Linked DNA regions of Mus musculus: all the other regions are linked to region 1. Evidence: chromatin loops called from intact Hi-C (ENCODE). Cell type or tissue: left cerebral cortex. All regions are shown on one strand. Links, peaks and the distances in the headings refer to the core of each region. The heading gives the core; the rest is flanking DNA.

Evidence for each region. Peaks named below come from ENCODE experiments on the same cell type or tissue, not always from the same donor. Only the 100,000 strongest peaks of a DNase experiment are listed, where the experiment ranks them.
Region 2: a loop joins it to region 1, with 3 times the contacts of the local background. A loop is called at or near these places in 6 of 42 quality-filtered maps.
Region 3: it touches region 1 in a loop (2.3-fold over the local background); 3 of 42 quality-filtered maps call a loop at or near these places.
Region 4: a loop joins it to region 1, with 2.2 times the contacts of the local background. A loop is called at or near these places in 5 of 42 quality-filtered maps.

What each region holds. Positions count from the first base shown.
Region 1 is chr1:17,095,078-17,103,320 of GRCm38, reverse strand. Jph1 (junctophilin 1) reads left to right here and starts at 5,432. Exons shown (of 5, transcript NM_020604.2): 1 at 5,432-6,095. The coding sequence starts at 5,717. Gm46085 (a long non-coding RNA gene) reads right to left here and starts at 5,488. Exons shown (of 3, transcript XR_001778833.2): 1 at 5,070-5,488; 2 at 4,496-4,640; 3 at 2,528-4,196. It overlaps Gm31982 (a long non-coding RNA gene), which reads left to right. Exons shown (of 4, transcript XR_865203.2): 3 at 141-226; 4 at 4,536-4,748. In left cerebral cortex, for the core only: a CTCF peak has its summit at 3,814; DNase peaks (open chromatin) are centred at 4,855, 5,381 and 6,411; H3K4me3 peaks cover 1,380 bases; H3K27ac peaks cover 1,674 bases.
Region 2 is chr1:16,983,037-16,991,279 of GRCm38, reverse strand. It overlaps a transcript of Jph1 not described here. Among named protein-coding and RNA genes, the nearest start is that of Gm46085, 110 kb to the left of the region's middle. In left cerebral cortex, for the core only: no CTCF peak of the experiment used is centred there; a DNase peak (open chromatin) is centred at 3,542; H3K27ac peaks cover 1,551 bases.
Region 3 is chr1:16,793,863-16,802,105 of GRCm38, reverse strand. No RefSeq gene overlaps it. Among named protein-coding and RNA genes, the nearest start is that of Ly96, 110 kb to the right of the region's middle. In left cerebral cortex, for the core only: a CTCF peak has its summit at 3,589 (motif pointing left); a DNase peak (open chromatin) is centred at 3,593.
Region 4 is chr1:16,923,541-16,931,783 of GRCm38, reverse strand. No RefSeq gene overlaps it. Among named protein-coding and RNA genes, the nearest start is that of Gm46085, 170 kb to the left of the region's middle. In left cerebral cortex, for the core only: a CTCF peak has its summit at 5,071 (motif pointing right); a DNase peak (open chromatin) is centred at 2,350.

The DNA of each region.
Region 1 (8,243 bases), core at 1,467-6,466:
AAACTAGGGCACGTGGTGGGAATGAATGACTGATGCCTTAGAGGGGAAAAAGAATCTCTTTTCTCTGTGTCTGGGAGATGGGGTTCGAGGAGTAATTAGGCCCCCAAGGGGAATAATGGCCTTTCCTCTTTCCTTCCCAGTACCATGAGGTAACAGGTCTCCTCCATCACATTTCCCTCTCCTCCCATGCACTACCTCACTACAGGCACAAAGGCAAAAGAGCCAGGTAAGTGTGGCCCAAATCTAACAGAAAGCTAATACAGATACTAACTTTTAAAGACACGTCACCTTTAAAGGTTTTTTGTTCAAGTGAGGAGTGTTATGACTGAGAGGGGCTGGAGGACAGTGACATACAAATGGAGCTGGCCAGGAATAGATCTACCACCTGGCCTAGGAGCTGTGCAAAAGGCTCACAACCACAATCTGTGGTAGCAATAATTAAATGGTGTGATAGTGTCCACAAGGGGCTTCCAAGAACAAGGGATAGAAAATGGTGGCTCAGGATGGAAGATGCACAGACAAATGTATCAGAGGCTAAAGTGGAATTTTCTGGTTTCTCTAACAACTTAGTTTTATCATGTGATGTTTTTCTGGAAACTGTCTTACGAGATGATATTTTGTGGAAGCAGACATGTGAGGGGATGTTTTGCTGAGAACAGACACATGGTGTTTTTCTGGAGGCTGTCTTGTGAGAGGACATATGTTTTACTGAAACAGACACAGAGGGCACATGATGTTTTAGAAAGAAAATAAATATAATCCCACAATGAGACACTCTTGCATTGGTTCGCCTTTCAACGTTTTGCTGGTCTTCACTGATCTTCACTTGTTGTGACTTGATAGAGAGAAACATGTCAAGGAACTTCCTCGTGGTATTCCAGCTGCTTCTTGCCACGTCCACTGACTTGCTGATTAGGCAGAGCCTCGAGGTTTCTTCTGGATCAAGCTGCTACTGATTCATGTTTGATGTTTGCCATTGGACTGGTCTGTTGCTACTGATTTGTGTTTGATGTTTTGGGCTGGACAGTTGATATCCTGACAATGAATGGCAATGTCCCCAAGAACTAACTACTACTAAGCAGGCCCATGATCCTCTTTTCCTGTAAACCTTCTTCTATCCTTCCCTCATGGGCTAGAAGGGAGATGGAAGTGTTTAAGAACCTTTATTAAAGTAGTTTTTGAAAAATCAAAGCTTACAAGAAGCTACTGTGAAAAAGCAACTGAATGCCAGCAGCAGTGAGGTGGAAATGATTACAAAGGCTACTAGGTAGACAGGACTCAAGAAGTGGAACCTTTGATAAGAGCCCCTGGTTTCTTAGGGGACAGTGGAAAAGATGAAGGAATGTTGTCACTGAGTAAAACAGTTCCAGTTATCAGAACTGGCCTATACCTAGGTTAATGTTGTGTCTGAGGAAGTGAAAGTCATGATACTGCAGAACGTAAGAGATACTCAGATGCTAGGATGATACTGTACAAGACAATGGCAGGGGACAGCACACAGATGAGGAGTTGTGGAATAGCTACTTTTCCTTTTAGAACACAAGGCAGTGACCTAAAGATGCTGACAAGAGTAGGCCTCTGAAGGCATGAGTGAATAATTTGAGTCTCAAAAGGAAGCACTATTGAAAATGAGAAAAAAAAATTTATTTACTGACTTTCAGTACCGAGTGCCTACTGTGTCCTGGTGTGTATTTCTGTGTTTTGTTTGCAGTGCAGGGATCTAAACCCAGAGCCTCATGTATCTTAGGCAAGCACACTACCCCTAAGCTACCTCAGTTTTGGTGTATTTGCATGAATTAGGGATCTTCCACTCCAACATGAGTAAATCATAACCAACTCCTCTAATTAACTATAATTTGTTCTTCAAATTCTACACAGTGGCATTATAAATCATTTAGCCAAACAAGAAATAAAACTCATCTCTACCACCCCTCCTTACTTCACACCCAGGTTGTTTCCTTCCACCTGAGGTCTTTCAAAGTACTCTCCAATAAAAACAGTATTAAAAGACTGAAGACACGTTGTTGGCACAAAGCTATAATCCACACACTTGTGGGAGGATGGTAAGGCAGGAGAATTTAATGATCCAGGCCAAGACACTCAACTCACCAATATCCTTCTTCAAAGAAAAAATAAAGAAGGGCTGGGGATATATTCAGAAGTAGAGTGCTTACCTAGCATACACCAAGCCCTGGGTTCAATCAGTAGTACAGAAAAATGAGATTTAAAAAGCTTACTGGTGTGCAGTAATTACACTAAACAAACAATTTGAAGAACACTGACTTTGGTATTCTTCTGATTTCATGCTATCTAAAAAGCTTAGATCTCTAATTTTTCAAAATTAATTAAATTTAAAATTTACTTAAATTTCATGAACACTTATCACAAATGAATCATTTGGATTTCTTTACAAATCAAGCTAATAATGTTCATTTTGAATTATGTGATTCACTTTAATTCTATATATGTCTTTATGCTCTTAATTCATGTTCCTGAAACAATAAACACTCATACTTCAGCCTTTTTGTCATCTATAAACTTTTTATTAAAACTCTCAGTAATTCTAATAGAATCATATCACTAAAAAATAACATCATTAAATTGTAAGCAAAACATCCTTACCAACATATGAACTGGACATACACTGCACCAGCTTACTGTTTATTATAAAAAATGTTTTAGAAGAGAAACTAGTAATGGCTGGGTTTTGTGTACAAAGGAAAAGAAGCTGCTAATTGTTGGCCCCTGGGCTTTACTGACCTCCCCCATTCCACCTGTCACACCAACATTCACATTCTCTTCTTACTAATCCAGTCTTAAAGCTAAATTCAACTCCCCCTTATCCAGGGCAAAGGTTCAGAGAGAGAGGGAACATAAGGACATTACTAACCCTGACTCTGAAATTACAACAGTATTCCACTGCCAGGATCTACTTGCTCTGCACCTCTTGCTCTGCCCTCTGCTCTCCTAGCATGGCCACCAAACCTCAATCTTTACGTTTATATACACGGCTATGGGATGAGGAGGCATCTCTTTGTGGTAGCATGAGGTAAATAGAAATATGGGCTCATGCTCTTCATTGGTTGAAAAACTGTTCAGGAGCCAGTAAAAGTTCATTACTAACTTTCTCCCGTAGGAGTCAGTCGCAGTTAGGCTAGAATTAAGTTTTGTTGAAATTAAACAGCTCGTATTTACTGCACGGTTCTCAATTTTACTTAAGGTTCTTTCTAAGGAAGGTTAGGCAGAAGAGCTGTGTGTTATCCTACACAAACCTCCATACCCCGCCCAGATGGTAAATGCAGACTTTACCATTACTTTCCCTGTACCATGAATGACTAGGTAGCTTTTGCAGAAGCCAGAAAATTGTGATGTCTAGTGTACTCCTTGAAAGCCCTCAGTTTTAGAGAATTGGGGAGGAAGACAAATACTTCAAGGGAAAAAAAAAAAAAAAAAAAACTCTTAAAGAACACTGGGATCCTAACACTAGAAGTAGGTCCCAAAACAAAACCCAACAAAAAGACAAAGCACAAGTGCTGCCTCTGGGAAGAACACCACTTGAAAGACAAAGAAAAGAAATATCAGTTTGAGCAGCTCTTCTTTTCCTATCGGACCAAACCCTCAGAACAAGTGGGACTTGATGCTGTGTGAGCCCCCAATGCCAGTGTTTCCTGTGACTGAGAAAAAGAGTTGTGGCTCAGCTGCAAAGCCCTGGGTCCTCATTTTCCCAGTGGCCTAAATCAATCCCCAGTGCAGAAAGGGATGCTGAGCAAGATGCCTGATTACTTCAGGCCACTAGGGTAAGCACTATTCCTGGCACTTCACAAGCAGTGCCATGGGCGAGGGGTTCTAATTCTTTTTGGTGATTTGGCTCAGTGTAAACAGAGTTGGGGTTTTGGGGGTTTTCTGTTGGTTTTGTTTTGTCTTCGTTTTTCCTTTCTGTCATTTACACAGATAAGCAGGAAAGGACAGCTCCAGTTCTGAGAGAAGGAATTATGCTCAGGAAAGAATCCTTTTCTCTTGCTCTCCTTTTGACAGTTGTCCTTTAGGGTTTTTATCTGATTATCAGCCACCTAGTGAGAGGCCCAAGTGCTCACCTGTTTTGTCCTCTCAGCCTGGGGAACAGCAGGAATGCACAATCTGAGAGTCCTTCTGAGACCCTGGCTTGTGACCTGGGGAAAAGACTTCCTCCACTGGCACTGTGAAGGCAAGGAGAGATCAATGCCACTCCTAAAAGAGGCTGTAGTATGTGATTCAACTATCCTGTTAGCAATTCTTGACTTTACGGGTACTACCATCGAAATACACCAAGTCTTTCCCCAACACAGAAAGGGGAGGGTATTTCCATTGAGAAAATGGAGATAAAGTTTAGAGGAGGTATCTGAAGTGAGTTCAACAAGGCAGTGAGTGCTGCTGCAGGAGAGTGCATCAGCTGACACCTGTCCTGTGTTTAGAAGTTCATGGCTTCTTTGTTACATTAGCAGAGTGCTTTACTTACCATATTTCTCCTTGAAAACTGTGTTTTCTTTTCTAAACAGTGGGCGACAGTGGAGAGGTCCCAGGTGTGCATTCCAGGCACTCAAGCAATACATACAGACTAAGCCTGTTTGGGTGCACAGCTCCAGGATGTAGCATTTCTAAAGCTGAGAACAGATGAGGGAACAGGCTGGAATGTAAAAGACAATGCCCTGTGTTCCTGCAATGCCAGCTACAAAGCCCATCACTTCTACAAATAAAACCCAAACAACTCATGCCCATGCTCTTTCAAACTGCATTGCCTCTCTTGGAATCTTCATGAAAAGAAATGCAAACACATGTGCCCTGAAATGGGTAGGTGTAAAAGAACATTCTGCACAATTATATCTAGGCTGCCACAGATTTATCACATGCAGACATATATTTGGAGCATATTAATTCATGATGACAGCTGCGCATGACAAATCCAACAGAGCTCAAGTTGGAATGCTGGGGGAAAAAATGCAACTACAAACCCTATGCAGACACACACCACCACCACCACCACCACCACCACCACCACCACCACCACCACCACCACCACCACCACCACCCACCTACACAAGAGTTGTCACTCTATCACACAGGTGGCCTCACTTGTAGAAGACTAAACACAATTGAAAAGCTGGAGGTTCCAGCAGCAAAGAGCAGGTCCCCAGCACAGGCAGCCGCACCTTTATCCGCAGGCTTGACCGTCTCACGTCTCAGAGTACACTGGCCCTCCCAGTCACAGCCCACTCCGCAGACACACACGTGCCCAGAGCTCGCGCGCCAAGCAGCCGGAGGAGAAGCTCGGCTCCGCGGGCTGGGGGCAGGGCCCGGCGGGCGGGCGTGCGGGCGGGCGTGTCATGGGGCCGGGCCTCCGCGCCCAGGGAGGGGACTAGGGGCGGGCGCGGGGCGGTGCCCGGCTCACGTGGGCGGGTGGGAGCAGCTGAAAGTCCGCTCTGGAGACTGGGCTGTCCTCTCGCGCGCGGCGCTGGCCGGGGCGGCGGCGAAGGAGGAGGGAGAGAGGCGGCGGTGGCGACGGCGAAAGAGGAGGGGAAGACGGGGGCGGCGTCGGACTGGAGCCGATCGGCGGTGCGAGCTGCCCGGGGCGCAGTCGTGAGCTCGCCCGACGGGCCCCTACCCCGGAGCTACACCCTGCGGTGCCCAGCTCTGCCCACGTTTGTGCCCCCACGAGGAGCGCGCCGGGGCTGCCCCCCGAATGACGGGCGGAAGGTTCGACTTCGACGATGGCGGCACCTACTGCGGCGGCTGGGAGGAGGGCAAGGCGCACGGGCATGGCATCTGCACGGGGCCCAAGGGCCAGGGCGAGTACTCTGGCTCCTGGTCGCACGGCTTCGAGGTGGTTGGAGTCTACACCTGGCCCAGCGGCAACACCTACCAGGGCTACTGGGCGCAGGGCAAGCGGCACGGGCTGGGGGTGGAGACGAAGGGCAAGTGGATGTACCGGGGGGAGTGGTCACATGGTTTCAAGGGGCGCTACGGGGTCCGGCAGAGCTTGTGCACCCCCGCCCGCTACGAGGGGACCTGGAGTAACGGGCTGCAGGACGGGTACGGCGTGGAGACCTACGGGGATGGAGGTGAGCGGCATCTCGGGAGTCTCCGAGGGCTGACGCGGTGGGCTCTTCCCTGGCTTCGGGGACGTGGGGAGGACGCGAGACGCACGTGTCCGGAAACCCGCCAAAACATCTGGGGAGTCTACCCTCCCTCTCGCCCTCCTCCCCATTTCGAGGGAGACCACTTGGTCTCGCGGCTGGGTCGCAAGTGTCTGCGGCTCCCCGGGCGGGTAGGCTGTCCATACCCCGGGAGTTAGGCGTGCAGGTACCTGGCCGGGGCCCAGAGCCGCGCTGCCCCGGGAGGGCTGGGCAGGAGAGAGGACACTGTCACTTGAGCCTGTCACATTACATTCCTGATCCCTCCCTCTCCAGGCCGGGTTTGAAATCGCCACTCCGGAGGAGTTAGAGGGACGTCTTGAGCTGTGTGGCTGCCGGTCGGTGCTGACCGCCGCGCGGTTTGGTTTCACGTAGAGTCTCGTATTTCGCTTCTGGCCCTCCAGTTAGCCTAAAGATAGAAGCCAGAACCCCATAAGTAGGATGTTGGGGAATTGGACCTTATTGAGGGTGTATTTTCTAGAGTCCTAGTTACAGGCAGCAGAGCAACTGCCCAAAGCAAGCGGCATTCCTAATTTTCTCCCTAACTTTCACTTGGCTCCTTAAAGTACTTTTGAATCAGAAGAACTGTAATCTTTGCTGACCTGGAGATCTTGAGAAAATGCTTTAGGAAAAATGGACGGAGTTTCCATTAAATATTTAAAAAGGTTAAAGAGTATGCTATATCCTGGATATACATTAGGGGTGTGGCCTAAAAAGTAAGCCTGGTTGTGATTTAACAATGTTTGCCTTATAATTTCTGTATGTTATAGGAACGGGTTCATTTTTTTTTTTTTCCGCTAAGAAAGCATACATTAGTGAAACAGGGGTCAAAAGTTGATTAATTTTTTTAAAGACAAAGCTGGGAGAGATGAATAGGGCTATGTTTGGGCAAAGACTATTTTCTGATAATAAACATAGTCATATTTAATTGAAAAGGATTATAGGATGTCACCTTTTGAAATTAAGCTGCTTCAGAGTTGGAGGATATTAAAGGGATCCAATTAAAAGTTTCTCCAGCCCACTGAAATTCCGTTATGCTATTGCTTATATAAAAGCTTATACAATTTGTACACTTCACTTGCTCAGAACACTTGGGCTGTGTTTCAAATGCAAAACAGCAGAATGGTAGGATTTGCTTTTTTTTTTTTTAATACCATTTGGCCCTGCAGTATAAATAAGGATATGGTTCTCATGGATTGGGGGGGGGGGGTGGGAGGGGGGAGATCTTAGTACTTTTCTTTGGGCTGAGCCCTGAGTGCCTTGATAGTTTAACAGGGCCATTTACTCTTCAGAACCACAATATGCCTTGGTTGACAGCCTTACAAATATTGTTTCTGGATTTTATTGGAAGCCTTAGCTCTGATATAACAAAATACTGTGTTCAACCGTAAAAATTTAGTTGTTTTTTTTTTAATATGATCATTTTAAAGCCCTTATTTTAAAGATTATAAGATAGACTTATTTTATTGTAGTTTAATTACAATATAGACTTTCTTTAAAAGTTAAAACTCATTAAATGAAACTTGGTGACTTTAGGGTATTTGTTATGCTTAGTAATCAGAACATGAGAGCACAGAAAAGCCGATGTGTCTTTGTTGTTTGCACAAGGCCAAATATATCTCCAAGTAACTGAATAATCTGCCTTCTGTTTTAAACCAACTTTGAAAGTTTAAACAAAACAAACAAACAAACAAACAAGACCCTGGTATGCTATAATCAAGAAAAAATGTTAAACATGTAAGTCACTTTTGAATGCTTACTCTTTGCTGGTCAGTTTACTGGTTTTCCTTCTGTTAACACCTTTTATCAGAAAATCGATAATTTAAAAACAATGGCCTAAACAGATACAATTAATTCATTCAGAGGTTTTAGTCCAAGTAGGAATAGCAGCTTCTCTATTCCTGAGTTAGCTTAATTCTGCCTCCCTTCCTACATATTTTTAGTGACAGCAGGGAAGGAAGGAATAATTCCATGTGAGAACTCGCACTTTATTTCACTAGAGATTTCTTTGTAAAGTGTCACTGAAATAGAGTCCCTAAATATTAAGAACTAAATGCATCATATTCATGAAATTCA
Region 2 (8,243 bases), core at 1,625-6,624, 110 kb after region 1:
ATCTGTGCAATGTAATCTTCCCCTATTTTGTGGTAAACTTGCCCATTGTTTTCTTTAAAAATAAGCTGACTATCCTAGCATAACATAGTATATTGCTTTGTCCAAACTATTAACAATACATCTATTTTTGTATTGATGACCTAAAGAATACATGTTACCAAGGAGGTACTCCAACCTTCTTGATACACCTCCCTACTTTTCAGACATTATACCCCTGCTGTGTGCTCACTGCAAACCTGAAAAACCTCAGTTCTGCATTGTTCCTAACCATAGTACCTTATGTGTCTCCCAGGCCAGTTGCATGCAATGCAGTTTGACAAATAGGTCAGATAAATGAGACTATTACTTCAAATAGAGAGGTGTAAGAAGTTGGGTAAAGGAGATTACTCAGTGGGTAAAGTGCCACAAAAACCTAAAGACCTAAGTTTGAATCCCCAGTACCCACACAAAAGCTAAGCCTGGAGACTTATGTCTGGGAATGGGGACAGACAGGAGAGTCCTAGAGACCCTCTGGCCATTCAGTCTAGCCAAAATGCAGAGTTCTGGGTTAAGTTAAGGAGCTTGTCTTTAAAAATAAATAAATAAATAAATAAATAAATAAATAAATAAATGAATGAGGAGAAAGTAGAAGCAACTTCATTATGACCTGTAGCCTCGCACGCGCGCACACACACACCACATGAAAAAGAGGGAAGGAGAGACAGGTCATGAGTTCAGACTTGTTGGCCTCCTTTTTTCTCAGATGCCAAGTATTTATTTTTCTTCAAGCCTTCCCATAGTATACCAGCTTCTTCTGTTCCCATCAAGCTGTGTCTCTTACAAGACTTTTTTAAATTTACATTCCAGTTGTTGCCCCCCCCCACAGAGACCCCCCCTCACAGTTCCTTATCCCCCTTGCCTACAAGAGGGTGCTCCCCGACCCCACCAGGCCTCGCTTTCCCCTGCGTCCTCAAGTCTCGAGGATTAAGCACATGTTTTCCCTCTAAGGCCAGACCAGGTAGAGCTCTGCTACATATGTACCAGGGACTTCAGACCCGTCCATGTATTCTCCAGGCTGCTGGCTCAGTCAGGGAGCTTCTTTGGAAGCTCCCTGGGGCCTGGGATAGTTGAGTCTGCTTGTCTCCTATAGGGTCGCTCTCCTTTTCAGCTTCTTCAATCCTTCCCCTAATTCAACCAGAGGGGTCTCAGGCTTCAGTCCAATGGTTGGGTGTAAGTATCTGCTTCTGTCTCAGTCAGTTGCTGGTAGGGCCTCTCAGAGGACAGCCATGCTGGGCTCCCATCTGTAAGCACATCACAGCAAAGTAGTGTCAGACCTTGGTACCCCCAACCCCCCCGCCATGAGATGGATCCCAAGCTGGGCCAGTCATTGGACCCAAGAATTACTTTGGTGTCTATGGAATTAGAACCTGAATGGGTTTGGTTTTTGTTGTTGTTATTGTTTGTTTGTTCTTAATCAAAATTTCAGTTTACTCCTTGCAACAAAGGGAAAATAAGTATGTATGTATGTATATGGACTCATTTTAACAAATACCTTTTTTGTTTTAGTAATTTTTACTTTGCCATCAAGTATTCATTTAATTCAATTATTCAATTCCTGCCTGAAGGGATGTCTTCTGTGTATGGAATATGTGTGTACAAATCAATGTGTTTCTTTGCAAAGGCTAGTGGCACACAAAATGCAAAGCAATGGCTCAGAAGGTGCGTTTGTGCTGTTGATGCATCTCACATGAGAGGCTTAGGAGTGTTCAGCAATGCTGAAGACTTCTCAGACTGAGTGCACCTACTCATTAATGCCTGTTGCACAAACTGAACAATAAAATGATATAGCCAAGGTAAATGATGAAAGATCTCGGTAAAGCTCTGCCTACTGGTGAGGCTTGATTATGGGAATGAGCTGGTGCATGGGGCCTCAGCATTACCATTGATATTCAGCAAATATTAACAAGCCTAGTTTTTAGACATAATTGTTGTGAACACAGGCAAATGGTGGTGGCTTTAAATAAAAATTAGAATCTATTTAATCAGAAATAGCATAGACAAAAGATGATGTTAGATCATCTAATGATGTGGAGCATAGCAACCATTCATTTATAACCTCTACCATCAAGAAAATGGTTAAAAGCCATATATACTACTGCTCAGTGTAGAGTATCAGAGAGGTTATCTTCAGCCCAGTGTTAGCCACACTCCTGGGCTTGTCTTTGCGAACTAACAGGAAACAAATTCTGCTTTGAACTTGTTTCATTATTTTAAAGAAACCAGCAGAAGAAAAATCTACTGAAACTTTAAATAACTTTTATATCATTAAAACACCGACAGTTTTTTTTCTTCCACCATATTACATTGAATACAAGTGTGAAAACACACTCTCAAGTGATTTTCAAACTTTAATAATGCTTGGAGGTAGAAATACTTCCTTGCATACTTTTCTGGCATAGTTTCTAAAGAGCAAGTCCAAGAACTTTAATATTTTTCCTCTTGTTTTTGTTTTATTTTGTTTGATACTAGAGATTGAACCCAGGATCTAACACATGCTTGGCAAGTGTGCTACTGTGAGCTGTCTTGCAGCCCTCTATTTTGAGACAGACATCAATATATAGCTCACCTGGCCCTGAACTTGTCCTATAGTCAGGGCAGGCTTGAATGTGTGATCCTCCTACCTCAACCTTCAGAGTGCCTGCCATTAGCCAACTGCAAACCCTGGCTTAGAATTTCTCATTTCTAACAGTCCCCTCGGAGATGTGGATGCACAGTGGTCCTCAACCTTCCCTATGCTGTGACCTTTTAATGCAGTTCCTTATGTTGTGGTGACCTCCCAACCAAAAAAAGTATTTCTGGTGCTGCTTCATAACTGTAGTTTTGATAGTGTTATGGATGTTAATGTAAATATTTTTAGAGATGGAGGTTTGATAAAGGTGCCACAACCCAAAGGGGTGCACAAGTATAGCTGCATGAATGATACAATAAGAGAAAAGACTAAAAAGCAGACATATATAGCAACATAGTGTTAAATGCTTACAGTAACTTAATGAGCTAATAATTTTCTCCTGCTTCCATAAAAGAACACCACGGCTCAGAAGATAGACAGGACTGCTTTAGAATACACAGCTGCCAAGTTGCAAACCCAAGACTCACAGCAACGTACCCAAGTTTCACATCCTGGATGCACTCTATTCTCTGTTTCAGGCAGCTTGAATTCTGTTCTCTGGCCACTAAGTGGTTAAAATACCAGGCATAGCTAGAGCCCCCTTTGACTGCCAGGCTAATCAGGGAGGTTGAGTCTTTGGTGTTGATGAAACATGATATTAATATCTGAGGTGGACAGTGATGCATATTCCATTGGTACATGAATAAGTCGTTCTCAAACACATATAGTAGTTTTCTATGGACATTTCTGTCAAACCAGATAAGATGTTGTACCTCATCCTTCTAAGATCTGTACACTCAGATCTGTTGCTTTTACCAGAGAGTTCTCACATTCCTTAGCCTACACACAACTCCCTCTATCCATCTGTATAGATTTTCTCCCTTGCTTTTGACTGCTTTTTAAGGGAAACAAAACATCATTCATGACAACTATGGGGTTTGCATGTACAAATTCCATCACATCCTCCTGACCTCCCCCAGTGACCACTGGCCTAGAAAAGGAAGCCCCACGGCCAGGCAGACACCGACAGGAAGCAAGTCTGCGTTTGAGAAAACATCCTGCACCTTATTTTTTCCCAAAGATGTGTGTAGGACTTGAGAAGACAGTTTTTCACGGAGCAAAGACAGGCTGCATCAGAGTCTTTTCTTTCGGGCCTGAGTTTTTCCACAGTTTGTTGTATGGGCCATGTGCAGAAAAGAATGGGGTAAATAAACATGAAAAGATACTCATTCTGAGTAGTGACTACAGAAATTCACATGATATTATTAAAATCTAGTGCACGCCATATTGATTATATCCTTAGCGGAAAAAGAAAAGGCTCTGAAGAGGGCTAGACTTGGAACTCACATCTCTACTAAACCGTGCCAGGCAGCTTTCCTTATCATAGTTCTCCACTGCTGTAGAGAATCCCTTCCTCAGAGAACCCTGTACCCTGTTGGTCCTCAACTCTGTTTAGAAATTGTCTGGTTTTCTATCTCTACCCAAAACTGCATTTCTAAGAGAAACAGGCAGAGACTTTATATCTTATGCCCTATTGTCTGAGACAATGCCACACATATATAGCATTAACTAGCTGATTAATGCATAAAACAATTCTGCCCTTGGATCCTCAAGCTCCTGCAAAGTAGCAATTTTTCCATAACATACTTTGAGGATCCTACTGTCTAGTTCTGGTTTTCATTGTCAGTGCCTCTATGCTACATGGAGAAAGGGTGTTGACTTATGGGAGAGAAAGATATCTTGAGATTTACAAAAGAACTGTTGAGATGCCATTTGCTCCCACTTCTCAAAGTTGTGGCTGAGTAATTTTGTGCAATTGGTTTGGTAAGCAACTTGTTCCTATATCTAATAAGGCCAGCAGACCATCCACCATGGCTGCACCAATGGTTTCTCAGCACTCTGATAAGACATTACACTTAAGCTGGTTAGACAGCATAATGAATACTAGAAGTTTATTTCAGAGGTAACAGATCCTGGTTCCTTATTTATTTCGCACTGGCAACTATGGGGTGAAGAGAAATGGGCCGACTAAAGTGGAGGGAATTCAATCATTGTGTTGAGTGATCTGGTGTGGAGAGTAAGGAAAAGAAAGATTCACAAGAACGGCATCCCTGGCCTGAGCAGCTGGACTTTCTGGTGCCCTTAACTACAAGAGAAGGAGGGGACGAGCAAGTGACCTCCAGTGAACCGAAGACACTGAAGTCAGCTTTAGACATGGATCTGAACTGGCTGTGAGACATGCCAACTAGATGGAATGTCATTGGATATACAAGAACACTGTGCACAGGATCCTGACGTGTAGTGAATCTAGCATGGGAACATGTATTTTTTAAGTGCTTTATTTGTTCTGCTTGTTACAAAGCAGTCTTCCTGTTCCTGTAAGCAAGTCTCTTGGTATTTTCATGTTGTTCCTAGCTGTCACCACCGTCTGTCTCCAGTGTCTCCACTGTAGTTTTTGAGATTATTTTCATTGTGTTTCCTTCTGTATTTTGTTTTGTTGGTTGTTAGTTTATTTGTTTAAGGCAGGGTCTTACTTTGTAGTCCTGGCTGTCCTAGAACTCACTGTGTAGACCAAGCTGCACTCAAACACACAGAGGTCTGCATTGACTCCTCTGTATCTGAAGTGCAGTGATTAAAAGCATACGCCACCATATCCAGACTTTCTGCTTTTCTTTTTTTTTAAGATTTATTTATTGATTATGTGTAAGTACACTGTAGCTGTCTTCAGACACACCAGAAGAGGGAGTCAGATCTTGTTATGGATGGTTGTGAGCCACCATGTGGTTGCTGGGATTTGAACTCAGGACCTTTGGAAGAGCAGTCGGGTGCTCTTACCTGCTGAGCCATCTCACCAGCCCATTTCTGCTTTTCTTAAGGAAAGAAAAATCTATATACTATAGATATATTTGCAATTATTATAATAACCTATTTTTAAATCCCTGAAGCTGACATCACAAATCACAAACGCATGATTTTTTAAATTCATTTTATAACAAGAAATTTGGAAATCAAACTTCTATGGATAGCTATTGCTGTTTAACTTCTACTGAATTGTAAAGGTTCTAGAAAATTTTTCTTAATAAGGAGGAGCATGGACATCAAAGAACCATCTGCTAATCTCCATGAACATGCCCCTTCCTGCTCCAGGTGGACTGGGTGATGGTCTCCTTCCTGGACTCTTAGCTTCCCTTGCATTTGAGCTTCCTGCTAAAGGTACCAACACCAGTATTTTTCAATTGTCATCTACTTGGAGAAATTTCCTAACTTACCTAATGATAGAGGAAGAAGTTGAAAAAAGGAGAATCAGAGCTCCTTCAGGCCATGGGAAACCAAAAGTGTCTTAATTTCCTCTTCCTTAATGACCTTTCAGTTCTTTTCCCCTAGAAAATAGCCACTCTCTTCGTGTTTTTGAAGTCCACTGATCTACAGAGGCTACCACTGGAAGGTTGATAGAATTTCAATTGCTGGAATATCTCTGTGTGGTAGGGAACCATCACTGGATAATCCTGGTATTCTTACCAGATAAATTGACTTCCCACACTTAATGTGAGGGCCAGGATCATGTGATCTGATTCTGGTCAGCTCAGTTGGATCTTCTGGAAAACATTTTGTTTCTTGGATGAAAGAAAAGTGGCTATCAGAGAAGCCAATGGTGCTAGACCATTCTCATATCCTTCAGATTCACTCTCCTTATGCTTCCTCTCCTTTTCCTTTGCCCTCTTCCATCTTGAATGTAGATGTGATACATTATGCTATGACCATGATCTTGCAACCAAGAAGCAACAGAGGCAACAAGTATAAGACCAAAACCCCCAAATACTCGGGAAGCAAAAAGTTGGGGAAAGCCTGGATACCAGTGTTGAATTCTTCATGCTAAGTAAATGTGTCATTGCAGTCTAATCCCCTCTTTTCAAGATAGTAGCTATTGTTAAAATAAAAGGGAAAAACAAGGTCTATCAGTCATATTCATGTTTGTCGTTTGTACCTATGTGAAAAAGTTTGAAACTGTTTACAGCCTAACTCCTATCTGTGCTTCAAAGAGCTATTCTTCTAAAACACAGAAGACCCTGAATTGACACCACACCAACCTAACTCCACCCTGAGCCCTCCTCCCAAGCCTAACTTGAAATGCCCCATCCTCTGCAGGCCCAGCTCCTTTTACAACCCCACAAATGGTAGGAATTACACCCTATGTAGTCGTTACCAGTTCCCAACTACTGGCTGGCCTACCACAAATGCTCTATGAATGATTGACTGCCTTATTCATGGCAATAACTAACATGAATTAGCCATTTTCATTCCAGATTTTACTAATTAAAAACAGTCAAGACAGCATAGAGTGCTTTGCCTACAAAATGGCAAGTAACTCAACTAGAATTTGTAACCAAATTCTGTTTTTGAAGCCTGTCTCATAGAGTTTGTAAGAGCTGGCTTCCCAAATTAACAGCATTATCAGCCACTAAACCTCCAAGCAGAAACCATTGGTTCCTCTACATATCACCCATGAGCCCCTCTTTTTCATGTCCATTTATCCTATGCTAACTTAGCTTGTTAGTTGGGGGATCTCCGACACACCTAAACTGGAGTCTTTCTTATCTGTTCCAATCATGCTGGTACCAGAAGTCACCAGAGTCCAAAGTTAAAGTTTTCAAAAACTGTACTCTTAGCCAGCTTTTTATTCAAAGATGTGCACTGGTTTCTTTGCCACCCATGAAGTTAGAAGAAACTGGAAATTGGTCCCCAACATCTGACTTTTTGATACACAGTGCTTGGTGCCTAAAGAATAGTTACTCTGCCATTGGGTGTTATCCCCTTGCAGAGCCCTGCCTTTTCAACTGGCCCTGGGGACTCTGCAAGAGTATAACACATAACAGACCTTGGTCAGTCCTCCTGCTCACAGGAAACTTGAGAGCAGTATTCTCAGCCACAAGCCAGCCTGGTAGCCCTCAGGAACTGTCAGTCTGTGTCCTTTCCCTTTTACATGAGAGTACTCCCTGGGGTCCCTGAGTTCAAGAGGCTGCTCAGCCCGTGAGAGATCCCTGCAGACCAGACCAACCCCATTTCAAGTTTGTGTGGTCACAGGCTCGGACTGCTGCACTCCATCCTATGACAGCACTTCCAGTGGAGAGACACAGCCTTACAGTTAGCCATTTCATATTCATAAATTGGACTGAAGACTAACTGTTCTCACATATTTCAAACTACAAAAAATAAAGCCCAGAGGAATACTCATTCTTGAGAGCTGACCTTCTGGTTCTGCATCACCTCCATCCTTTTAGCTACAAGTTCTTTATGTTTCCTCCCTTGGGATGGCCTGTTTAAACTTGTCTCACTATGTTTTGGTTCATGCATATATGAATTTGTTTCATTTTAGTAACCATTTTCCCATTTAAAAATTCTCAAAAATCATCATATGGTATACCATAAATACAAACTTTAAAAAACTACAGTAAATAATCACACCCATGAAAAAAATAAATGTATAAATGACATTTTTGTACACATCAAAAGTAAGCACCAGTGCAAGGCCCTGGGTTCCATCAAAAGCACGAGGAAGACAAAGGAAGAAAGTAGGCACAGATCTAAGAAGACTGAG
Region 3 (8,243 bases), core at 1,712-6,711, 300 kb after region 1:
CAAACACAGAAGTGGATGCTCACAGTCAACTATTGGATGGATCACAGGGCCCCCAATGGAGGAGCTAGAGAAAGTATCCAAGGAGCTAAAGAGATCTGCAACCCTATCGGTGGAACAACATTATGAACTAACCAGTACCCCAGAGCTCTTGACTCTAGCTGCATATGTATCAAAAGATGGCCTAGTCGGCCATCACTGGAAAGAGAGGCCCATTGGTCAGGCAAACTTTATATGCCCCAGTACAGGGGAACACCAGGGCCAAAAAATGGGAATGGGTGGGTAGGGGAGTGGGGGGGGGTGTGGGGGGGACTTTTGGGATAGCATTGGAAATGTAATTGAGGAACATACGTAATAAAAAAATTTTTTAAGTATCTAATAAAAAAAACCAGAATTTGTTTAATGTAAAATGGCCTTAAATGTTATTACAGATTTAATAGAAGTTAGTTGAGAATAAATACAACAAAATACTGTCAAAGAATTCTTTCTTTACTCTAAGTGTGTTATATATCTTTTTTTATCAGAATGCTTATTAAAAATATAGACTGATGCTTAAATTTCACTCTGGGTGCATGCTGACTTCCAAACAGATTCTTCACAATACACTTTGTACAGGAGCTGTAAAAAGAAATGACCACTGAGATGATACCATTTCAACATTATTTACAATTCTATCAACACTCACAGAGGTGGATATCATGGGCCTAACACCTCAAGACATTGTTTTGCACTTCCATAATTGTTTTATATTTGAGCTATGGAGATCACTTTTCAAAGCCCAACTTGTTCTTAACAAGTAGAGTTTTTACATCCATTTATTGAGTCTTTCCGTTTTCTAGACCAATTCATCTGCAGACAGGAGGAGAAACTGTCACCACATTCTTCATGTCATATATCCATGTGACTCTCAATCCTCATATGCTGTGCTGTCCCTAAGATATATGGAGTGACTCACAGCAAGGCCTCGGAGATGAGGAAGTTCGAAATGGAGGAGACCACATCCTTACATGTCTTCTGCTTCATCTCCTGGGGTTCATCTTCGGTGTGAAACTCTTGAACCAGAACCTTGCAGCTCTGCCTCCAAAGCTTGCAGGCATGGCACCCTGCTCACCTAGTGTCTTAAGAAAGTGGATGCTCACAGTCATCTACTGGATGGAACACAGGGCCCCCAATGGAGGAACTAGAGAAAGTACCCAAGGAGCTGAAGGGATCTGCAACCCTATAGGTGGAATAACAATATGAACTAACCAGTACCCCCAGAGCTCGTGTCTCTAGCTGCATATGTAGCAGAAGATGGCCTAGTTGGCCATCATTGGGAAGAGAGGCCCCTTGGTCTTGCAAACTTTATATGCCCCAGTATAGGGGAACACCAAGGCCAAGAAGTGGGAGTGTGTGGGTAGGGGAGCAGGGTAGGGGGAGGGTATAGGAGATTTTTGGGATAGCATTTGGAATGTAGATGAAGAAAATATCTAATAAAAATTGAAAAAAAAAGAAAGCTATTATACAAAAGCCTATTGTTATGTATATTCATTCACTTGATGACTGGTGATTCATTAAATGTATACTAATTAGTACCTCCATATACTGGAGAACGAGTTTCACAATACAATTATAGAGAGACTAGAGTGACCCAGAACCTGCCCTCTGAGGCGTGCAGCTTTTCTAGAATCTGTCTCGTTGCCTCTACCAGGAACAGTTTGGTCAAAGCCGTGTATGCTTGCCTGAGCCCTTCCAACAAATCTGCTCTTGATGTGATGTCTCCAAGCCTCTGGTCACCAGAAGCAGCTCTTTACTTAACGTGAGATCTGGGCCTTCTTCTGTTATAAATTCTCATCTGGGGCCAAAGCCAACGTCCTCATTTTTAGGATCTGGCCTCCCTCTCCTCATCCATCCTCTCAGCTCCAGATCCCTCCTGCCAACCACACCACCTTCAAACAGAAACCACAGGACCTTTGTACTGGCCACCAACTCCGCCTTGATGATCACCCCTCAAACCCCTCACTCCCTTTTCTCCTATTTTATCCATGTGGCCTTTCCTAACAACCTCGAGCAAAATCTCAAGCCTCTCTGTCCCACATTGGAACCATATCCTTATCCTCCCTGCTTTGTTCCCCTTCCTCAAGATCACTTGCCACCATCGGGCAGGCACGCTGTAAGCAGGAGTTCGCGTCCATGCATGTTGTCCTACTGAATGGAGTGCAAGCCCCATGAAAAGCAGGGACTTCATTCTGTTTTCTCTGTAATTGCCAGAGCCTAAAACAGCACGTACCACCCATCTGTCAGATAAAATCTCACTTCTATCAAGTGTCTTCTCACTCTTTGGGATCCTGGTTCCTGATATGGGAAGCCCTTGTATTAAATCCATAGTCTAGGAAAAAGAAGAGCCTATCCCATGAAATTTGGGACAGGGCTGGCTTCACAAGCTCAGAAGCATCCTGTACTTAGTTTGATGCTATCAGTTACTGGTTAGATACAATTTTCAAAACATAAGAAAATCAAGAAGAAGGAAGACCAAAGTGTGGATACTTCATTCCTCCTTAGAATAGGGAACAAAACACCCATGGAAGGAGTTACAGAGACAAAGTTTGGAGCTAAGACAAAAGGATGGACCATCCAGAGACTACCCTACCCGGGGATCCATCCCATAATCAGCCACCAAACCCAGACACTATTGCATATACCAGCAAGATTTTGCTGAAAGGACCCTGATATAGCTGTCTTGAGTGAGGCTATGCCAGTGCCTGGCAAGTACAGAAGTGGACGCTCACAGTCACCTATAGGATGGAACACAGGGCCCCCAGTGGAGGAGCTAGAGAAAGTACCCAAGGAGCTGAAGGGGTCTGCAACCCTATAGGTGAAACAACAATATGAACTAACCAGTACCCCCAGAGCTCATGTCTCTAGCTGCATCTGTAGCAGAAGATGGCCTAGTCGGCCATCATTGGGAAGAAAGGCCCCTTGGTCTTGCAAACTTTATATGCACCAGTACAGGGGAACGCCAGGGCCAAGAAGTGGGTAGGGGAGCAGGGCAGGGGGAAGGTATAGGGAAGTTGCAGGATAACATTTGAAATGTAAATAAAGAAAATATCTAATAAAAAAAGTTACTAGTTTTAAACTCTTAATAATTTGGCAGTAAAGGGTATTCCTCTTGTTCTTGGCCCTATAAATATGATGTAGCTGGAACTGGTTTGACACTTTGAAGTTAGATATCCCCTGAGTGTGAGTGAGAGTCCCCTGAGATGACAAAGGATGTTCAGTCTTCAAGATGCGCAACCACCCTAACAAGTCTCAGCAGCTATCCCATCACCGTCATTTAAGGAATGGAGCACGTGAACTATGCTATTCCCATCATGGTAGGAAATCTTCAGATTTAATAACCCTTTAGTTTCAAAACTAACTCCTCTAGATTAGCTTCCATTTTAAATAGCCAGGCAGGTTCCACACCAGTAAGAGCGGGGGAGATGTTCTGAGATTTGACCTTAAATATTAATGGAGAAATAATAGAGGGGGGCTGAGCCAGGAAAGGGGATGCTCAGGAGTGCTGGCACAAAGCAAAAAGCAGAGCTGAAACAAGGAACCTCTGCTGCCCTCTGCTGGCTCCTGACCAAAGTGCCCTGTGTGTGCAGTACTGGCCAGATGGAGTGGACAGTCAGAAAAATCAGGAAGTTGCAGTTAAGTAACAGTTTCAGTCCTACTCCACCTAACACAGTAAGCTACGAACCAGTGTGGTGCGGCTACTCCACCTAACACAGTAAGCTACGAACCAGTGTGGTGCGGCTACTCCACCTAACACAGTAAGCTACGAACCAGTGTGGTGCGGTGTCTTCGGGAATCCGAGGAAAAGCCTGACGTAGAAGAGTTTTACTAAAGGTTCATTTGAATTTTGTATTCCCTTTTGTTTGTTATTTTTTGTGTCTAATGAGGAGCTTGTCTGTCTGTCTGTCCTAAGAGAGGGTCTTATACCTCGAGCTGCCTGGGGCTTGCTATGTAGCCCAGGCTGGCTTCAAATTGACAATCATCCTACCATAGCCTAAGTGCTGAGACTGTAGGCATGCACCACCATGCACAGCCTGAATTTGTTCTCGAAAACAAAGATTCAAATGAAGAAGAGAAGGAAGACCAGAACCAAAACTAGAAGTAGAAGGAGATGTTTTCAGAGGAACAAGAACAGGCACACAGAGAGGAAGCTGAGGCCACCTAATATTTCAAATACTAAGCTCTGCCTACGTCTACATAAAGCAATCAATACCTCCTTGCAGGCAACGAATAATAGCAACATCCAAAGAATGAGGACTTTGGGGTTAGACATTTAACTCAGGAAGCCTCCTTTTTCACATCTCTGTGGAATGGAAAGTATCCAGGCCAAATGCAACCCAACCCCCTCCCTCACCCTCACCCCCACCCCAGCCCCTGCCCCAGGGGCAGCAGTAATACAATTGAGGACCTTCTAGACAACAGTTCACCTTAGCACCCATGAGTTTGTAAAGCAGCCCTGTCTAGACCACACCAAGACTCGTGACATCTAGACAGGGCATAGCCCCCAAAGTAGAGAATGTGTTTGATCCCAGCACTAAAAAAGCAAATGGATCCTCAAGCGCAAAATCCATGGAGTGGGAAGGACTTGGGGATTCCCTGAGCAGTGCCCATTCTGAATGGCCTACTGCAAGCCATTAGGATACATACTTGTAATAAAGAATGTCCAGGTCACTAGCTCACTGGCCACCAGTCTAACCAGTTGGTGAGTTCCAAATTCAGTGAGAGATTGTCTCAGAAAAGAATAATAGAGGAGACTGTGGTAGTTTGAAAAAGAATGGCCCCCATAGGCTCATATATTCGATTGTTTGCTCATCAGGGAGTATACTACTTGAAAGTGATTAGGAGTTGTAGCCCTGTTGAAGAAGGTGTGGCCTAGTTAGAGAAAGTGTGCCACTAGGGGATTGGGGGAAGATGTGGGCTTTGAAGTTTCAAAAGCCCAAGTCAGGCCCAGTGGCTTTCTCTTTCATACTGCCTATAGATCCAGATGTAGAACTCTCAGCTACTTCTCCAACACCATGTCTACCTTTGTGCAGTCATCCCCACCATGATGATAATGGACTAAACTTTTGAAAATGTAAGCCAGCTCCAATTAAATGCTTTCTTTTATAAGGTTTGTCAGTGTTACTAACATGATGTCATAAACTTCATTTTAGGACCAGGCCTGACTTCAAAAGGAAAATCATCCATTCCAGGAACTGACCATAAATGCCACTCCCAACCCCCCCAGTTCCAGCTCCAGAAACAGACCATAAATTCTAGGGACAAGACCATAAAATCCCCCACCCAAAAAAAAAAAAGAAAAGAAAAAAAGAAAAAAGCCTGAAGATAACCACAAGAATGGTAAACTATCTTATCTCAGGATGACCCATCTGTGCTGGACAGCCTTATATGGTTTAGGTATTTCATCCTGTGATTAAACACCCATGACACAGGAATGCTGTTCATTGACCACCTGGACACAAGCCATGTAAACTGACCCATGTAACATCTCTGGCTTCCACCAATAAAGTTTTAGATTACCTAACCCTAGCTAAAATCCTCCTGCTCCCTATAAAAAGACCTGCATGCTTTTGTCTTCACCACTTTTGTAAGTGTCTAACCGCTGCATGCAGGGTTCTTGCTTTCACAAAATAAAAACACTCTTGCCAATTGCATGTGTGAGTGGTGGTGTCTGTGCAGCACTTTCATATTTAACAGTTACTGTGTCTCCTTACAGAAATCAAACAGTGACTGAGACAGAAAGCAACCACAGAAGACCCCCAACTTCTGGCCTTTACATGCATGCGCGCGTGTGCACATGTGTACAAACACACACACACACAGTCTACAAAAGAGACTTAAAGGCTATTTCTGCTAAAAATCCTGCTAAAAGTACTAACTCTTCATTTGGGCCTATAGATGCCTTCTTGGTAACTAAAATGAGGAATAAGCTTGACATTCTACCTTCATTTAGTATTCATCTGCTTGTATGTATAGCCTTATAAATTCACATGAGATTCCTGACTCACTCTCAAAGCCCAAGGATAGGCCCATATCCTACTGTCAACCATTTAAAGGAGAGTCATTTGAAGCTGCCAATATACTATCTACCTTCATGGTTGAAGACACCAAGATTAGAGTAACTAAGATGTTATCAACTACCAGCTTTTACATCCTGTTCTGCACTCCTACAGGTGGCACCGAGAAGTCCACTGTCATTACCTCTTCCAGGAGCTGACCAGTCTTCTAAACAGGTCTCTCCAAAACGATACTGTTCTCCTAATCAGGAGTAACCATCTGATAGGATCAAGGGGCAGTAGGTAACACCCTGTCAAGTGATTATGGCCCTTAACTGTGGGTATCAGAAGGAGATGCCCCTCTAACCGCCAAGTAGCAACAATTTTTGGCACTGATAAAACCATGTGGCCAGAATTGAGATCACGACCAACCAGATCACTGTTTGACAAGACTCCTTGACTGTACTTCTTGTCCCCCCCCTATAAAGTCTAGAGTTCAGTACTGGAGAGATGATCCATGGGTTAAGAATGCTTGCTACTCTTCTAGATGGCCTGAATGTGGTTCCCAGCACCCACATTGTGCAGCTCTCAACTGCCTGAAACTTTCAGCTTCAGGGGAACTGACAGTCTTTGTGTGTCACACACAAACACACACATAAATGTCGGGTGATTTTTTCTGTGTTCTGTGTAAAGATTGTATTATTCAAATGCTGATTTCTGTACTGACAGAGATCTAACTACCTACCTAGCTTTGGTATTGTTATTTTTATGAAGCATCACTTGTCTCAGAGTTCTGTAATCATAGTCTCCATCACCATTTTATTGGTCAATAGAGAGCTGAACAGCCTATAACAAAGAAGGAAAGGACAAGTGAGACTTCCATGCAGAGTTAGGAACTCTGGGAAAGAGTCAAAGGCAGGTGATTTGCCACCAGACATGAAGGAAGAAGCAGTTGCCCATACTCAGGAGTTAATCAGAATGCAGAATGCAGATTAGTCTAAATGGTAAAATTTTAAGTATAAGAGTCAATTGAGAAAAAGCCTAAGCTACAGACAAGCATTCAAAATTAATAGGTATCTATGTCATTACTTGTGTGGCTAGTAGGTCTAAGACAAGCTGGTAGTACACAAATAAATAAAATAAAATAAAATAAAAATTTTAATTACTTTTTTAATTGCACAAGGATCACCGCCACACATGATAGCCTGTGTGCTGCTCTGAATTCACAGCTAACATCCACCTCATCCTCCAAGTTGCTAGGCTCACAGGAATGCACTACCATGCCCATTGTTAATGAATATTGTTTAATTAATTAATTAATTAATCTACAGTTTATGTCACAGTCCTGAAGACAAGCCTGAGCCATGCAACCCTCCTGGTGTATTAAATTCCTATGATACCTCCCGCCCTTCCACTTAATTTCTGTGGTAAACAGTCATACCTGATGTGTTGAGAAAGCCCCCTGGAGTCAGGCCTTATGCCTAGAATTCTGAGAAATACTAACATGTCTCCCTTCTTCTGGTGGTCCACAACACTGCAGCCCAAGCAAAAGGTTCCAATTTTCAGATAAGCAACTGCAGAAAAAACACCTTAGCCACTATACCACCATCAAGCTCCTCCAACCACTATGTCTGTCACTCCAAATATATAGGACAGCATATCTGTGATGCCTGTGAATGTCAAGTCAGCACTGACTCAAACCAGCTGAGGCCTGATGCAGCCTAGGCCAATGCCCTGGTCAGGCAAAGGGAGAGAAGATGTGTGGTCCATCTGCTCCTGATGATGATGCTTTGGATGTTGTCAACAAAATGAGGAAAATCTAAACTGGGTCTGGCTGGCTGATGATAAATGTACCATAAATCTGAGGATTAGCTATGGCTCAGCAGTTAAGATTACTTTTAGAGAACTAGAATTTGGTTCTCAGCACTCATGTCAGGTTTACAACCATCTGTAATTCCAACTCTAGGAGACTTGATACCTTCTTCTGTCCTCAATGGCTAAATGTTCAAATGTTTATAGGTAGTGAAATTTTTGTTTTTTTAAAACCCAGTAATGTTAAGTGAATAGATTTTTGTTTCAATCTCAGGTGTGGGGCTGGGTCAGATTGTCCACAGCAGCTAACTGATTTGTCTCGTGCTCTGGCAGGGGGGTGATTTTGCCAGCTGAAAGTAGTTTACTTTTGGAATTCTGGGGACTCTTCTGGGTATAAAAATG
Region 4 (8,243 bases), core at 2,211-7,210, 170 kb after region 1:
CTTTATATAAATTTTCTCAAACACATGATCATATGCAAGGCCTTGGAAAGAAACTTAAGCTTCATAACACATCCAACATTAGACATTGTACAAGAAAGCCTGGACCCAGGAGCCAAACTGTACAAGGTTAGACTCTTTGGTTTACAACTTGATAGCTGTGAAATATTGGACAACTTTTAATGTGTGAAATAAATCTTTGGGCGATGCATTGTTTTTTATTTCTTGAGGCAGAGTCTCATGTAGTTCAGGCTAAACTCCAACATGCTATGAAGCCAAGGCTGATCTTGAATTCCAGATCATCCTACTTCTAACCTCCCAAGTGCTGGGATTACCCATGTGTACCACTATACCTAAAACAATAAACAGAATTCTGTAATAAAATGGGGGCTCTTTTACATTTATGTGTTTATCATATTTAAATTGGCACAGAACTCTATATATTTATGAAATACAATAAAATTCTATACATGTACTTATGCGTATAGGTAGTGATCAAATGGGTTAATTAACATTTCTATATCCTTATATATTATTATTTGTGTTTAGAGCCTTCAGGTGACTCTCTTTTATCTTTTTATAAAGTATATAATAGATTGTTGTAAACTATAGTCACCCTGTGATACTGCAGAATACTAAAACTTTTATTCCATAAAATGTTGTTTTGATAGCTGATCTCCATACCTCAGCTTTCCACGACTCCAATTCTATTCTCTCTTCTTTTTTCTCAACATCTTTATCATCCACATGTTAGTAAGAACATACAGAATGTGTTTTTTTACTCAACAGCGCTGCCCTCTAATTCCACCAATTCATCCACTTTGTTGGACATGTTTCTTAATCTCTCTTGCTTTATTTTGCTCATCCATAAAACAAACCTCCTAAGCATTTTCACGACAGTGCTGCTGGGGACACAAGCACACTGAGAAGATATTAAATGTCAGATAGTGCTTCTCTTCCTCAGCAATCTGGCCAAAAAAAAGCAACAGCTACCTTGCACAGAACATGCCCAAGCATGCACACTTTGCTTGCTGAGATTAAAGGTCCCTATGGAACCTCTTCAAACCCCACATCTTGACCTGACTTTGAAATCAAAGATCCAATTTCAATGACAGATTGTTCATTATCCCTCTGGCTCTGAAAGCTTTTGAATGATCTAGGGCTCCAGTCCTAGATTATTTCTCAAAAGGGGGGTCCTTTATTCCTTTCTGCAGCAGATGGAAAGGACACAATTAGCTTTAAACATGATAAGGCTTCCTAGGTCCTTAAGTTCCTCCTCCTTAAAAGTATTTTAGCACATTAATTTGATGCGAGCTGCTATTGAAGCCAGCTCCTTTTATGTTCCCTTCAGATTTATCAAACCAAAAATTAGTCTGATTCTCAGCTGTTGAAAGTACACTGATTCCAAAAGAGATGTCAACAAATTGTCTGAATAAAATTTAGATTCCTCAGTTGGGAAGCAACCCAACAGAACTTGTTTTCTCATCTACTTTCCAGAAACAAATGGTCTAAGGGAACCAAAGTCCATAATCCTTGGTCATGGCAGCTTCTTCTTTCTGGTTTTACCCTCTTCACAGGTTTAAAGACTGAAACAGGTAGCAATAAAGTGGTTCACGTGGCAGAGCTAAGACCAAGGGGAACTGGATTAACATAGAAACAGAGCTGAAGAGCCTTCAAACACGTAGCTGAGTCTGCCTCTCCATGTTCTACCCACAGATCAGACCCTCCAGAGAAACATTTACCATGGTTTCTTCTCTGACTTATTGTGAACTAAGTTCTAGTATGCAGGAAGGATGGCTAAAAATGTATCATACCTGAACAGAATTCATAAATTATGGTCCATGTTCTTGGCCCATATGATTCCCAAAAAGAATCAAACTCACTATTGTCTAATCACTGAGTGTATTCATTTATCATAGTCCTTTAGTGCTCTGAAATTGCCACACTCCTCTTCTCATATTACCCTCACACATAAAAAGGGTCTCTGTCTGATTATGAAATATGCAAGCAACCACACTTCTGAGTACATAGTTTTCTCCTAATTAAATCTTTTTACTGCCAGGCACTACAGCAAAACCTCAGACAGACATTCTCCTCCCTACTCCTCAGTGCACAATTGCTCATAGGTGACCATGGCAGTAACCCACTTTATGACCAGGGTTGTCAGAATCCTGTGGGTAATTCTAATAGAATTTTCACTGTTCTGCCCCCAGCCTGGAATTTTCTCCCTCTCCTTAGGGATCTGTTGGCTCTTGCTTACTAACACTTATATCAAGTTTCTTGATTTCAAACGAAATGTGTGTGTGCACACTACACTCACACCACACACCATATACTTTCTAGACTCAGTACTGATGGCACAGTCTCTAAAATATTTCTCAATAGCCTTTATTTAGATTCTTCCTTCAATCTAGACTATAGAACTATAGACAAGAGCATTAGATTGGCTGAGCATATGTACATGTGTTATTCCAAGACCATCAAAGAATATAAAAATAGGAGAAGTTCTGTTCAGCACTTAAAAATCTCCAGCAAAACTCAAGAATAAAAAAAATTATATTGTATGGAGTAATAGCTTCATTTGGTTGGTCTTTGAGACAGGGTCTTGCTATATAGCCCAGGCTTACAAAACTCCTATCTCAGCCTCCTGCACACCTGAGTGATAAGAATAAATGTGCATACTCATGCCCTAGACTTTACCAAATGTTCATGTGCTATTCTATTGTAATTATTTGAGTATTATTTTTCATGATCCATAAGCAGTAAGCCAGTCCAGCAAGTCATTTGTATTTCTTTTTATGTATTAGCATACAGTATAGTATGTGGCTTCGAGTAAGTAATCAAGAAAAGTATGGGTCATTGCTTGTTTTGTTTTTGAAGAAAAGCAGATAGCTATCTTAAGAACCATAAATTATGGAGTCAAGCTGAGGAACTAAATAGCACCTAGTTAAAGATGAATAGCTATTCAACAAAATACTTAACTCTCCCCAGATCAGCAGCAGGTCCCCAGAATCCTATGAGGAACAAAAAGCTAAGAAATCAAGACAAGAACTAGGAAGAAGTGCCCTAAAATTGTGCTGACCAAGCAAATCTTTGAATAAGCCAGAATTAAAATCTAAGGTAATGCTCTCTGCCTCTCAGTTTGGCTGCAGAAGTATCTCTGAAGGCTCTTATCTACAGCCACAATGTCTAAATCAGTCTTCCAAGAAGCCAGGACAGCTGCTGATGCTCTTGAAGAAAGGCTGAGTTTGAAACAACTAATGAGCAACTGAAGAGCCATTTTGAGCATATAGAACCAAGCACTGAGGGGCGGGGAGAGTCTAGTATGCCACTGCAGAGGAAGTATCTGTGAATGTAAGATACACAAGGTGGATGGGAAGTTGTGGAACCAAAGAGAAGATTCTCAGAGTCTAGGTGACCTCTTAACTGTGAAAATTATCTTTATTGGTTGTCTTAAAGAAGACACTGAAAAACATCACCAATATGTTTGTTTGTTTTTTGTTTTTTTGTGGCAATGACAACTTTGGTCAAGGAGGAAAGTTCACTTGTCATGGTGGCTTTGGTGGCATCCATGGTTGTGGTGCATATGTCTGTCAGCAGAAGGGATGACTATAATGGATCTAGTAATGATAGAAGTAATCACAATTTGACAATTATAGCACAAAGTCTGCAGTGTTTGGACCAATGAAGGGAAGAATCTTTGAAGACAGGAGCTATCGGCCCTTACTGAGGTGGAAGCCAGTACTTTGCTAAACTAAGGTGGCTATGATAGTTCCAGCTCTAGCTGCCCTGTAATGGTGGCAGGAGGTTCTAATTACTGCCAGGAAACAAAGCTTAGCAAAAGAAGAGAGCCAGAGAGTGACAGCAGAGCTACAGGTTGAAACAGGTTTGTGAACTCAGCCATGCACCACTGTGGCAGAGCCTAGCTGCTATAAAGAAGACATGTATTCATGTGTATGAACAAAACACCTCCAGGGCTGTATTTGTGAATTGTATGACAGGCTATATTAGTTTCCATTTGGTGGTAAGTTAAAGAATTCCAACAAAGGGTTTATTCTAGACCCTTTCATCTATGCTGTTGATTACTAAATGTAGTAGTGTTATCATGATGCTGAATAAATGTGTTATTTTTTTATGTACTCTATAAACTTAGTATATTCTGAAGCCATCTTGGTCAACTTTCACAACAGTATGAAGCTAGAATTCCTTCAGGGTGGTGCCATGTTGCATTTGTAATTTATTCATGATTGTCTAGGTAGAGAAACCATTGTATTCAGAAATCTTGGGATAGTTAAACTGCCAGGTACTATTGTGGCTAATGAGTTTTACCATTGAAAGGGTCATCCAAGCAAAATCACAACTCACTTATAAAATGGTTGTTGGCACATCCTGTGCAATATCAAAATTAAATAGTGGTATCAGTAAAATAATAGCATATGGGAATGAATCTTGTATATCTCTCATTATCATGTATAATCAATCATTTAATTCTCTTGAAAAGATTTAAATCAACAAAGCTAACTGTTCAAAAACACTAACTGCCATTTCTTCCTTGAAAATGTTCTCTAGAACACTGAATTTTCTGAACTTAAAGGGGTTCATGGTAATGCAGCTCTCAGTTAAAGCTGAAGGTTTCAGGAATAGCCCACAGAGTAGGGACAGAAGTCACTACAGCCTGAAGAAGACAAAGGCAAAAAATTAGGGAACTCCTTTTTCTCACCAAGGGACAGAAAAGGGGGAAGTAAGAGACAAAAGTCATGTATGCTAAGTCCTAAGGGGTAGATGTGACTAGAGGAGCAGATATCAAGGCAGCTATCTCTTCTAGGCAGCCAGACACTTGGGGCAGTCACATGGAAGGAAACAGGTGGCCTTTCAGTATGGTGAAATGTAGGACTGTGACACCAGGCACTGACATATGTAAGTCCGTGAATCCCTTCATACAATTAAAAGCTCCAGATCATTTTCATTTTTTTTAAATAGCTACTTTAAAAAAAAAAAAAAAAAGATTTATTTATTTATTTCATGTATGTGAGTACACTGTAGCTGTCTTCAGACACACCACAAGAGGGCAACAGATCCCATTACACATGGTTGTGAGCCACCATGTGGTTCCTGAGAATTGAACTCAGGACCTATGGAAGAACAGTCAGTGCTCTTAACCGCTGAGCCATCTCTCCATATCACTTTTAAATGTGTCCATATTAAGCTAATAATTTAGAACATCTTCTGCCATGCCTCCTCTCCTTTTTTTTTTATTTATAGTGCTTTGACAAAATTGAGTAAACAATATAGATATAAAATTTTACACAATTCATAACATAGACACTAACATTTGTATATTTTTTAAATTGGATACTTTATTTGTTTACATTTCAAATGTTTTCCTTTTTCCTGGTTTCCCCTCTGCAAACCCCCTATCCCATGCCCCCATTACCTGCTTCTATGAGGTTGCTCCCCTACCCACCTACGCACTCCTGCCTCACCACCCTAGCATTCCTCTGTACTGGGACATCAAGCCTTCACAGGACCAAGGGCCTCCACTCCCATTGATGCCAGGTAAGGGTCCATTAGTTCCTTCAGTCCTTTCCTTAATTCCTTCATTGGGGTCCCTTTGCTCAGTCCGATGGTTGGCTGAAAGCATCTTCATCTGTATTGATCAGGATCTGGCAGAGCCTCTCAGAAGATAACTGTATCCGGATCTTATTAGCAACAGTGTCTGGGTCTGCATGTGGGATGGATACCCAGATGAGGCAGTGTCTGGATGGCCTTTCCTTCAGTCTCTGTTCTACTCTTTGTCCCTATATTTACTTTAGACAGGAGGAATTCTGGGTTAAAATTTTGGAGATGGATGGGTGGCCCCATTCTTTAAATAGAGGGCCACACCTAACCTCTGGATATGGTTCTCCCTCACCTTTGTGGGGTATTTCAGCTAATGTCATCACTGTGGGGCTCTTGCTTCCCTGGCATCTGGGACTTTCTGGCTGTTACCCCAAGTTCCCTATCAATTTACACCTCTGCTCAATTTCCTTTTTTTTAAAGGATACTACATTATCTTTTCATGTTCCTATTTTTTAAAGATTTATTTATTTATTTATTTATTTTAAGTATATGAGTACACACTGTAGCTGTACAGATAGAGAAAGTTGTGAGCCTTCATCTGGTTGTTGGGAATGGAATTTAGGACCTCTGCTCAATCAGGTCTACCCTGCTTGCTCCGATAGACCCTGCTCTCTCTGGTAGTCCCTGCTCACTCCAATCAGCTCTGCTCAGTCCCTGCTCGCTCTGGTCCAAATATTTAATTATTACTATAAATAACTACACTGTAGCTGTCTTCAGACACACCAGAAGAGGGCATCAGATCTTATTATGGGTGGTTGTGAGCCACTATGTGCTTGCTGGGATTTGAACTCAGGACCTTCAGAAGAGCAGTTAGTGCTCTTACCTGCTGATCCATCTAACCAGCCTGGGAAGTTTTCTTCTATTGTTTTGCTGAAGAGATTTACTGGCCCTGTAAGATGGGAATCTTCACTCTCTCCTATACCTATCATCCTTAGGTTTGGTCTTCTCATTATGTCCTGGATTTCCTGGATTTGGGGTTAGGAGTTTTTGCATTTTGCATTTTCTTTGACTGTTCTGTCAATGATTTTTATACTATCTTCTGCAACTGGGATTCCCTCTTCTATCGCTTATATTATGTTGGTGATGGTTGCATCCATAACTCCTGATCTCCTTCCTAGGTTTTCTATCTCCAGAGTTGTCTCCCTTTGTGATTTCTCTATTGTTTCTATTTCCATTTTTAGATCCTGGATGGTTTTGTTCAATTCCTTCACCCGTTTGATTGTGTTTTCCTGTAATTCTTTAAGGGAATTTTGTGTTTTTTCTTTAAGGGCTTCTAACTGTTTACCTGTGTTCTCCTGTATTTCTTTAAGGGAGATATTTTGTCTTTCTTAACATCCTCTATTATCATCATGAGATGTGATTTTAAATCATAGTCTTGCTTTTCTGGTGTGTTGGGTATCCGGGGCTTGCTGTGGTGGGAAAACTGGGTTCTGATGATGCTAAGCAGCCTTGGTTTCTGTTGCTTATGTTCTTGCACTTGCCTCTCGCCATCTTGTTATCTCTTGTCAGCTGGTCTTGCTGTCTCTGACTGTGGCTTGTCCCTCCTGTAAGCCTGTGTGTTAGCACTCCTCGGAGACCACCTCTTTTCCAGTGGAATTTGGGTATGGAGTGCTGTGGCACAGGGTCAGCTCCAGGGCACAGACAGAAACCCTCCTCTTATTCTTGATGATCCTATAGTGCAGAAAATAGTAGTTCAGTCATTTCAGAGAGTGCCTGGGAGTCTGTGGGAGTCTACAGGTATCACTCTACTATTCCCGCTACTTCTTAGCGTTTAGAACCCAGGCTGCTTGCTTTGTAGATGAAAAGACATGAAGGATAGCTTTAAAATATGTCATGACTCCATCAATATTAGTTATGTAAATGAACCTTTCAAATTTCATTATTCAACCAGACATCAAAGGCATTTCTACTTAGAGATGAGTACCCCTTGGTAGGGCATTCAATGATACCTCTGCAAGGATTCATTCTTGGCCAGAAGCAGTATCTCTGGCAGCTGAAGAAATGTATATTGGTTCCTTGACTTTGCCCAAAATAAGACACCTCAGAGTATCTCTGGTGACAGTATTTTTTTGTCTTCTGGATTTCATTACAATTTCACTTTTTCTAGAATAACATTTTCCTATAGCAATTAAGAAAATATAATCATGAGAGCCCAGTCTGTGCAGGAGAGCATGTGGACTGCAGAAGCAACACAGCTTCTGGGACAGGCCCCATTTCAGGCCTTCATCTTCAGCCAGAAAGCAGATCTGAGCTCCAGACATCTGTGCTCCTTTCCCATCAGAGGAGAGGTGGCCTGCAGAAAGTAATCTGACCATTGAGACTCATGAGAGAGTTGGACTCTCAGGAGTGCTGACAGAGGCTAACAGAATCACAGGAGAAACAAGGTCCAGCCAGAGACAGCTATAACAATTAACATTAGAGATTACCAGATGAGGAACGGCAAACATAAGAATCTTACTAACAGAAACCAAGACCGCTCACCATCATTAGAACCTAGCAATCTCACCTCAGCGAGTCCTGTATACCCCAACACACCCGAAAAGCAAGATTCAGATTTAAAATCATATCTCATGATGCTGGTAGAGGATTTTAAGAAGGGAATTAATAACTCACTTAAAGAAACAGGA